Linked DNA regions of Homo sapiens: region 2 is linked to region 1. The links are chromatin contacts, found by Hi-C or POLR2A ChIA-PET in ENCODE. All regions are on one chromosome and are shown on one strand. The core of a region is the stretch at or near the end of the contact, and the rest is flanking DNA. Distances in the headings are between cores, read along the strand shown. Region 1 holds the start of SHFL (shiftless antiviral inhibitor of ribosomal frameshifting). Region 2 holds the start of DNM2 (dynamin 2).

Region 1 (5,044 bases), core at 1,462-3,961:
GGCAACAGGATCACTTAAGCCCAGGGGTTCAAGACCAGCCTGGGCAACATAGTGAGACCCCCCCGCCCCCAGCTCTACAAAAAAGTATAAAAATTAGCCGGGAGTGGTGGCACATGCATGTAGTCCCAACTACTCGGGAGGCTGAGGCAGGAGAATTGCCTGAACCCGGGAGGCAGAGGTTGCAGCGAGCCGAGATCGTGCCACTGCACTGCAACCTGGGTGACAGAGCAAGACTCTGTCTCAAAACAAAAACAAAACCCAAACAAAACAACAACAAAATAACAAACAAATTAGCCGGATGTGGTGGCACATACCTGCAGTCCCAGCTACTCAGAAGGCCAAGGCCGGAGGATTGCTTGAGCTCAGGAGGTTGAGGCTGCAGCGGAGCTATGATTGTGCCACTGCACGCCAGCCTGGGTGACAGAGTGAGACCCCGTCTCTTAAAACAAATTTAAAAAAATGCTAGCTCTACGAGGGCAGGGATCTTTGTTTTGTTTGCTGTCATGTCCACAGTGCCTGGAACAGCATTGGGAACAGAGTACACGCTCTATGTGGTTGCCACGGTGATTATAACCTAACAGACCTTTGGTCTGCATATTCTGCGCTAAAAAAAAAAATCAAAAAACAAAAAACCTACCAGATCTGATTTATGTCAGGGCTAGCTCAGACTCTTACCTGTTTCCTGCCCACTCAGTGCCCATCTCGGCCAGTGAATGGGACATAGCTATGACCTCCCTCTGCACTGGGCAAATAGATTAGTAACTGGCAACTATGACAGGCGATCCACTCCAAACCTCGCCACTTCCCTCAGGATAAAATCCCAGGTCTTCTGTGCAGTTTCCAGCCCCCATCCTGCCTAGGATTCCACCATTCAGCCACAAGGAATCATGAACTGCTTGTAGTTTGCAAATACAGTAGTCTCCAGAGTGGAGTACATACACCCTATAAACAAAGCTTTGGGGTTCAACTGGAAAAACTTTAGAATATCTAGATTTGGGGGGTTTTATTGTTTGTTTTTTAGTCTTTTAAAAATAACTTTTTCCTTTTCTTTTTTCTTTTTTTAAAGACAAGGTCTTGCTATGTTGCCCAGGCTGGTTTTGAACTCCTGACCTCCAGTGATTCTCCCACCTTGACCTCCCAAAGTGCTAGCATTACAGGTGTGAACCATCATGCCCAGCTCCATTTATCTATCAATATTTTATATAACAGTTAACAGAATATATTGATATAATTGTATTTGTATATAATTTATAAATAATATCCATCTTTGAGGCCAGGAGTTTGAGACCAGCCTGGGCAACATAGTGAGACCCCGTCTCTACAAAAAAAATAGAAAATTAACCAGGCATAGTGGCATATGCCAGTAGTCCCAGCTACTTAGCAGGCTGAGGCAGGAGGATCGTTTGAGCCCAGGAGTTAGAGGCTGCAGTGAGCCACCATCAAACCACTGCACTCCAGCCTGGGCAACAGAGCAAGATCTTGTCTCAAAAAATAAATAAATGAATAAATATCCATCTGGGGGTGTAACTTTAACACTTTTACCTATAGGGGTGTGCAATGGAGAAAAAAATTTGGAGTCGTTGAACACAATGCTATTTTGCTCCTCAGAGAGTATCCGGCAGTCTCTGGAGACGTTTTTGGTAGTCACAACAGGGAGAGTAGGGAACCACTGGCATCTAGTGGGTGGAGGCCAGGGATGGTGTTAAATGTCCCCCAATACACAGGACAGTCCCCCACACAAAGAACTAGGCCGCCCAAAGTGTCAAGAGTGCTGGGCTTGAGAAGCCATTGCCCAAAAACCCCAGACTTAGTCTTGCTTTGGGGGCTCTGCACGGCTGCCTCATCTCCCCACTCTATTCCTCCCCTAGCTAAGACCTCCAATTTCAGTGACTCTACAAAGCATCCCCTCCTCCAATGAAGTTGCCATCTCTGTGTCCCCAGGCTGGGCCAGAGCCCCACCACCTAAGGGCTCCCTGATGTGCCCTGTACTGGGTTAGAATTGTCCGTCCCACGGGGTTCTTAACCATTGCAGATTCCCTGGATCCCTGAGACAGCCGGATTCTACCGGGCTACTAGAGACCAAGAATCTGTATTTTTCTCAAGCACCGCTCCCCCCAACCACACACACACTGCCTGCCCCTATCAAGGGCACACAGCAGGTGGCCCAGTGACTAGTTGAACGCCTACTGCAAGCCAGGCGCTATTACGCGATCCACTCGGGAATCTTGGCACATACTCCACTCCATGGTGTAGACACCAGGATTCTCCCCATTTCACAGAGGGGTAAACTGAGGTTGAGAGAGGTGACCGTAGCTAGGACAGAGACTCAGGGCAGGAAAAGGGCCCAGGTCCTCATGAGCGCCAGATTCCCGGGGAAGGAGGGAGAACAGAGAGGAGGGTGATGAACTGGGGGAGCGCGCGCTGGGTGGGGGGGCGCGGGGCCTCGCCGCGGCCTTCTGATGCGGCCCCGCCCCCACGAGGGACGTGAAGACGCGGACCCCGCGCAGCGTGGGGACATGTGACCGACTGCAGAGGCCGCGCCGCCTCCCCCGTCCGAGGTCTGCGCGCTCCGCCGCAGGGTGCAGACCCGGGGCGCCCGCCTGGGTTTGGGGCGCAAGAGCAGAGGCGGAGCCAGGGCGGAGCCAGCGCGCCGGGTCCCCCCTGAATCGAAAGCGAAACAGGGGCCGGGGAGGAAGGGCGGAGCCGGCCCCGAGGCACCGCCCCCTGCCCTGCGCGGCTGCTGGACCGACGGGCGCACCCAGGTAGGGGGGCGGCTGAGCCGCGCAGTGCGGACCCTCGCGGGGAACTGCGCCGCCGCCACCATGTCTCAGGAAGGTGTGGAGGTAAGCGATGGCTACGGCTGGGCCGGGGTCAGCCGCGACAGACCCCGAGGAGCGGCCGGGAGGCGCGGAGGGGGCTTCGCAGTTCCTGGGGACCCCCATCCTAGAACCCCAGATCCTTACCCCTGCCTGGCGCTCGCCCCCCTTGAAAAGGAAAGTGACTCCCACGTTTCCCCAGAGCGAAATGAGGCCTCCCCGAGGAAAAGCGGGGGCTGCAGGGTCAAAGGTCAGAGGCCAGAGATAACCTGGCCGCCCCCCCACACCTTAGGCTGGGACGCTCGCCCCAGTCCGCGCCTTCCCCCAACGCCCTGTGGGGACTTTGGCTTTTTCCAGGAAATGCCGTAAAGGGATGAAAGGCGGGGGGGGGGCGGCGGAGGCCAAAACCAAGGGTCAAGTTCGGGCCGGGAGAACGGTGCCTAGAGATGGGGGAGGGATGATCCCGTTTCCCCTTCCCCCACCGGAACCCCCCTGTCTCCATCCCAGCTGGAGAAGAGCGTCCGGCGCCTCCGGGAGAAGTTTCATGGGAAGGTATCCTCCAAGAAGGCGGGGGCTCTGATGAGGAAATTCGGCAGCGACCACACGGGAGTGGGGCGCTCCATCGTGTACGGTGAGGCTGCAGGGGTCCCGGGCCTGGTGCGGGGACCGCGCGTGGGAGCGCCGAGGGGGCGTGGTCTAGGGAGAGGCGTTGAGATCACCTCCCCCGGAGGTCCCAGCCTTGGGGAGGCTCTGCGTCGCGGCTCTGGGTGGCCTGGAACTCCCACAGACCCTTCAAGGGCCCTTCCCTTATATGCACTCTCCCCCGCAGGGGTAAAGCAAAAAGATGGCCAAGAACTAAGTAACGATCTGGATGCCCAGGTAACCTATCCCCTCCCCTCGCAAAGGACCGGGTCACGGGAGGGAGAGCAAGAGGGGGGACCCGACCCGTTCATGGTGACTGACCCCCCTCTGAAACAGGAGGGACCAGGCATTGTCGGTCCATAACTCATCACCCAATCTCACTTTTTCACCTCTCCATCATTTGTCCGGCCAGGGAGCCTGCAAACAGTAGGCGCTCATTATGTGCTGATTGTATTCAATGGGGGAGAGAGCCATGAAACTAAGCAATGAAAGGAGCCAGGATTATTGCCATCATAGCGGGGGCGCAGAGGTCAGAGAAGGCTTACTGGAGGAGGAGGTACCAAGTCTTAAAGGATGGGGAGGAGTGAGCCCTGGGAGGGGAAAGGGAAAGAAAGGCAGGGGTCTTGGGGTGGGGGAGGGAATGGCATAAGCAAAGGCTGGGAGGTGGGGAAGGGTTGTTAGTGGCAGTCTCTAGAAAGGCTAGGATGAGCAGAGGATTGGGGAGGAGAGAGAGGCAGGGGAATGGAACCCTTGTGTTGAATGAATGAATGAATGAATGAATGAATGAATGAATGAATGGCTTTGAAGCACAGGTGCATCATGGCTACTTTGCTTCTTTGACAGCTTTGGTGATGGGAACGCTGTGGATTTAGCCTGCCTGAAAGGCTTAGTGTAGGGCTGTTAAAGAGTATAATAGGCCAGGCGCGGTGGCTCACGCCTGCAATCCCAACATTTTGGGAGGCCGAGGCGGGCGGATCACCTGAGGTCGGGAGTTTGAGACCAGCCTGACCAACATGGAGAAACCCGTCTCTACTAAAAAATACAAAATTAGCTGGGCATGGTGGCGCATGCCTGTAATCCCAGCTACTCGGGAGGCTGAGGCAGGAGAATCACTTGAACCCAGGAGGCGGAGGTTGCAGTGAGCTGAGATCACACCATTGCACTCCAGCCTGGGCAACAAGAGCGAAACTCTGTCTCAAAAAAAAAAAAAAAAAAAAAATGCCGGGCGCGGTGGCTCACGCCTGTAATCCCAGCACTTTGGGAGGCCAAGGCGGGCGGATCATGAGGTCAGGAGATCGAGACCATCCTGGCTAACATGGTGAAACCCCATCTATACTAAAAATACGAAAAAAAAAATTAGCCAGTTGTGCTGGCAGGCCCCTGTAGTCCCAGCTACTCAGGAGGCTGAGGCAGGAGAATGGCGTGAACCCGGGAGGCGGAGCTTGCAGTGAGCCGAGATCGCACCACTGCACTCCAGCCTGGGCAACAGAGCGATTCTCCGTCTCAAACAAACAAAAACAAACAAAACCAGAGTATAACAAAACATGTATCATAGTCTACATTTATACATATAAAAGTATGATAAA
Region 2 (5,004 bases), core at 1,601-4,100, 630 kb after region 1:
AAGACCAGCCTGGCCAACATGGTGAAACCCCATCTCTACTAAATATACAAAAATTAGCTGGGTGTGGTGGCACGTGCCTGTAATCCCAGCTACTCTGGAGGCTGAGGCAGGAATATCGCTTGAAGCCAGGACTTGGAGGTTGCAGTGAGCCAAGATCGCACTACTGTACTCCAGCCTGGGAGACAGAGCAAGCCTCCATCTCAAAAAAAGAAAAGAAAAGAAAAAAAAAGTCCAAGCGCGGTGGCTCACACCTGCAATCCCAGCACTTTGGGAGGCCAAGGAGGGAGGGTCATCTGGGTCAGGAGTTCGAGACCAGCCTGGCCAACATGGTGAAACCCCATCTCTACTAAAAATACAAAAATTAGCCAGGTATGGTGGCAGGCGCCTGTAGTCCCAGCTACTTGAAAGGCTGAGGCAGGAGAATCATTTGAACCCGGGAGGCGGAGGTTGCAGTGAGCTGAGATTGCATCACTGCACTCCAGCCTGGGCTACAGAGCAAGACTCTGTTTCAAAAAAAAAAAAAAGTGAAAAAGTAATACATGTATGTAATCCACAATTCAAATCACATCAAAAGTGCAACTACTTTTATCAATTTATGTATTTTTCCAGCAATTTTCCGTGTGTACATATGGTTTTCATGCATGTCAGCATCCTTCACACACAGTTCTGTACCTTGCTTGTTTTTTCCTCTTAGTATATCTCAAATTATTTATACTTCAGTACATGAAGAGTTTCCTCAACGTTTTTGTTTGTTTGTTTATTTGTTTTTGAGACGGGGTTTTGCTCTTGTTGCCCAGGCTGGAGTGCAGCGGTGCGATCTCAGCTCACCGCAACTTCTGCGTCCCGTGTTCAAGCGATTCTCCTGCCTCAGCCTCTCGAGTAGCTGGGATTACAGGCACGCACCACCACGCCTGGCTAATTTTTTGTATTTTTAGTAGAAACGTGGTTTCACTATGTTAGCCAAGCTGGTTTCGAACCTCTAACCTCAGGTGATCTGCCCTCCTTGGCCTCCCAAAGTGCTGGGATTACAGGCATGAGCCACCGCACCTGGCGCTTTTTGCCTATTTCTTTGAGACCTGGGGTTTTGGGTCACAAAACAGGCAAATGCCATGAGCCACCCTCCTCCTCTTTCTCCATCTTCTTGTGCTGCCTCAGGTCAGAGCACTTACCTGCTCCTGCCTTCTCACTGGGTTTCCTTGTCTCTGGCCTATTTGTCTCCAGAGGGGTCAAAACACTTCAAATCCTCCTATTTGTCTCTGTCCACTGTCAGGAGTTCCAGTTCCCAGAACCCCAATTTTGCCTACAAAATAGCGTGTCTTTTCACGGGGAGAGGATTTGTTGAGTTTTAGTGGGTACTCAAAAAGATCTAAAGCCAGTTGGGGGGGTTCACACATGTAATCCCAGCACTTTTGGGAGGCCGGCCTGTGAGGGTCGTTTGGGCGCAGGAGTTTGAGACCAGCCTGGACAACACAGCAAGACCCTGTCTCTATAAAAAATAAAATAAAAATAATTAGCTGGGCATAGTTGCGCACGTCTGTGGTTCCAGCTACTCGGGACGCTGAGGCGGGAGGATCGTTTGAGCCCAGGTGCTTGTTGAATTGAGCTATGAGTGCACTACTGCACCCCAGCCTGGGCAACAGAGTAAGGACCCAGTTTCTAAGAAAAGAAGATTCATTAGCTAGACGCGGTGGCTCACACCTGTAATTCCAACACTTTGGGAGGCCAAGACGGGCGGATCACTTGAGGCCAGGCGTTCGAGACCAGCCTGGCCAATATGGTGAAACCCCGTCTACTAAAAATACAAAATTAGCTGGGCGTGGTGGCTCACACTTGTAATCCCAGCTATTCGGGAGGCTGAGGCAGGAGAATTGGTTGAACCGGGGAGGCGGAGGTTGCAGTGAGCCAAGATCGCGCTACTGCACTCCAGCCTGGGTGACAGAGTGAGTACCCCGCCTCAAAAAAAAGAAAAGAAAAAAGATTCATGATCTGCTAAAGTTGAAGAAGTGGGGGAAAACATTGGAGTGTTAGCGGCGTCAAGATCGGGCGTGAGCAGAAAGGGCACAGCATTTGCAAAGGCGTGGAGGAGTGATTTTATTGCGTTCTATCCCTAGGAAGCAATGACTTGGCCTCTACCATTTGCAGAGCGCATTGGGACCCTGCTCCCAGAGCTGGTTTGCAGTCTGGGAACTGAGATGCGCTCTGGGACTTGTAGTTTTCCCCAGTGCCAGGAAACTCAAAAATCGAGACATCGGATCCCACCACGAGGTGTCGCCCTTGAGCGAGTACGGTGGGATCTATCCTATACTTCAGAAGGCTGTTGCAGACATCCAACAATCACAAGGAAGAACGGGAGTTTTTCTGATTGACAGATATGGTTCTCAATGATAGTCAAGATTCGGATGTTAAAGCCCGCCCTCTTTTGCCTGGTTGGCTGGAGCAACGAAGTGATATTTATATGAACCAATGGGAAATTCTTAGGGAACGAGGTAGTAGCTCAATCCCCAACACCATTGGTCCACATTGTCTACTGGCACGTCTGCCTGCCAATAAGATGGTGGAACTTCGCCAATGGGCAGAGCCAACGTGCCTTTTTCGGAAACACCCCCTTCCTCTCTTGACAACTTGCTTTCTGCCGCTATTGGCTGTTGCACAACAGTGACGGTTCTTTTGTCCAATAAGTCAGCAAGACGGTCCCCAGGGGGAAGGTTTACTCAACCATAGGCCCGTGCCTAGTTTTTATTGGCTAGTGTATCCGAGTGGCGGTGCAGCAGGCCAGTCGCGTGCGGCGCGAGTGCTTTGGGCGCAGCCCCCGGGGCCGGGGCGGGAGGTCGCTCGGGTCGGGTGTCGCCTGAGAACCGGATGAGGCGGCGACCGTGAGGCCGAGCCGGGAGCGGGCGTCTTGCCGAGGCCCGGGCGGGCGGGGAGCAACGGCTACAGACGCCGCGGGGCCAGGTCGTTGAGGGTCGGCGGCGGGCGAGGAGCGCAGGGCGCTCGGGCCGGGGGCCGCCGGCGCCATGGGCAACCGCGGGATGGAAGAGCTGATCCCGCTGGTCAACAAACTGCAGGACGCCTTCAGCTCCATCGGCCAGAGCTGCCACCTGGACCTGCCGCAGATCGCTGTAGTGGGCGGCCAGAGCGCCGGCAAGAGCTCGGTGCTGGAGAACTTCGTGGGCCGGTGAGCGGGCGCGGCAGGGATCGCGGGCGGGTGGCGGCCTAGGGCGCGGAGGGCGGACCGGGAATGGCGCGCCGTGCGCCGCCGGCGTAACTGCGGCGCTTGCGTGCCCGCGGCGGGGAACCGGACGGGGTCGGGGAGGCGGGCCCTGTGGGACGCCCTGGGCAGAGGACTCCCTGCAGGGGCTCCGGAGCAGGCCCGGGCCCCAGGGGCGGTGTCACGGGCCAGGGCGCCGTAGGACAGGAGGTGCGCTGGAACCCTGCGGTCCATCTGGTCCCAGCTTTCGTGGGTGAAGTCTGCCATCTGGTTGGCCGTGGGTCTGGGGTAGATCCCTCTTCTGCTCTTTCGGGCTGTCCATCAGAGGTGAAACCGGCCATCTAGATATCTATTGGGGCGACCGCTGCGGTCTGGCTGGCTTGTTCTTGTATCTGGAGCTGCCCCCGCCGTCTGGTTGGCTGTCTCTCTGTCCTGGGCAAGCCTCCCTGCCACCACCATTTGGTTGTCCATCTGTCCAGTCCCACCTGGCAGCCCCCTGCTGTCTGGCTAGCTGTCCAGGGTGACCTCTGCTGTCTGGCCGCCCATCCGTGCCCCTCACAGACTTTAACACTGAGCAGTCCCTCTGTTGGGTGACACCAGCTGGCCTCTACTGTCTGACTGGCTAGCTGACTCCTAGGGGACCCTGTTTGATTCTCTCTGGCTGACTCTTACAGCTTGATTCCTGGCTAGCGCTGGCTCCTCTCTTCCGTGTGAATTCTTCTGTCTGTCTGGCCATCTCCTAGTCTGCCCATGACTACCCCTGAGTGTCTGGCACAACGGCTCTGGAAAGGGGTGGTAGGAGGGTAGAGGGGAGAACAGAGCTGAAGGAGGAGGTTTGGACCCTACTTCCCCTCTCAGCTGGAAGGAGGACTCTGGGGGTACCTTACTTCAGGATTCCTTTCCGAGTGCTAGAACACAGGGGCCCGCCTCCCAGCTACAGCCTACAAATTGGGGGCCCTCCTTTGGAGCCTGGGAAGGGGCTTCTTGCGTGATCAGGCCTCAGTGGCTAGCGCTGGGATGTAGCCTTCTCTGGACAGCCTTGAGAAGCCGCGGTGTGCCCATCTGTCCAGTGGGCAAACTCCACTCTCTGGGGCTGTTTCCAGGATTCAGGAAGCAAATGAATGAGAACAGCCCGTGCAGCCACCTCTCCCTCCCACCAACCCCTCTTGCCTTTCTTGTCTCCCAGATGGGCGGCCACTTCTCCATTCCAGGAACTACTCATTTGTGGTGGTGTGGCTGCCAAATGATAACATCCTCCTCCTGTCATTATTGTCATTGTTATTGTTGTTATCATTGTCAAGGGATAATGTCCCTTCTTGATTCAACATCTTGAATCCCAAGTAAGGAGTGGGGTGGAGGCTGTGTTATCATCCCCACCTTAGCTGAGCTGGGAGGCTCAGAAGGGACTGTGATCACCCAAGGCCACTAGGCTGGCGTAAGGCCTTGTGTCTGCCATCCCAGAGCCTTGGGGCTTTGCTCCAAGCAGCACAAATCTCCTCTTTTGCTACCTTGTCTCTAGCTCATTGCCTTCTGTCTACCGTGGTGGAAAGGTGTGGACTTGCAGCCAGCTGGGCCTGGCCTGATCTCAGGCTGGACTGTGGTGTGGGCCCCTTTGAGTGACCATCTTCCTGCCTGCCCAGGCTTCTGGGACGGGGGTGGGGGGTGTTTGCAAAGCTCTGTCTCTTTCACTTGCCTTGTGACCTTGCACAGGTTGTCTTGGCCTCTCTAAGTCTTGGTTGACTCTCCTAAACAAGTTTATTTTATTTTATTTATTTATTTATTTTTTTTTTTTTTGA

The links. A loop is a pair of places that touch in the nucleus more often than their neighbours do. ChIA-PET counts read pairs that join two places held with the same protein, here RNA polymerase II (POLR2A). Pooled maps may share reads with other maps.
Region 2: a pooled map shows a loop between it and region 1 (5-fold over the local background). The contact joins the promoter of DNM2 here to the promoter of SHFL in region 1. A Hi-C loop is called at or near these places in 1 of 50 pooled maps. POLR2A ChIA-PET finds 5 or more read pairs at or near these places in 2 of 52 experiments (BJ and naive thymus-derived CD8-positive, alpha-beta T cell).

Annotation. Positions count from the first base shown.
Region 1 is chr19:10,083,606-10,088,649 of GRCh38, forward strand. SHFL (shiftless antiviral inhibitor of ribosomal frameshifting) reads left to right here and starts at 2,712. Exons shown (of 8, transcript NM_018381.4): 1 at 2,712-2,843; 2 at 3,324-3,447; 3 at 3,646-3,695. The coding sequence starts at 2,823. RefSeq lists silencers at 2,411-2,630, 2,701-2,980.
Region 2 is chr19:10,715,229-10,720,232 of GRCh38, forward strand. DNM2 (dynamin 2) reads left to right here and starts at 2,851. Exons shown (of 21, transcript NM_001005361.3): 1 at 2,851-3,175. The coding sequence starts at 3,015. MIR638 (microRNA 638) reads left to right here and starts at 3,176; the gene lies at 3,176-3,275. RefSeq lists silencers at 389-578, 2,710-3,379 and enhancers at 1,930-2,119, 2,310-2,429, 3,870-4,009.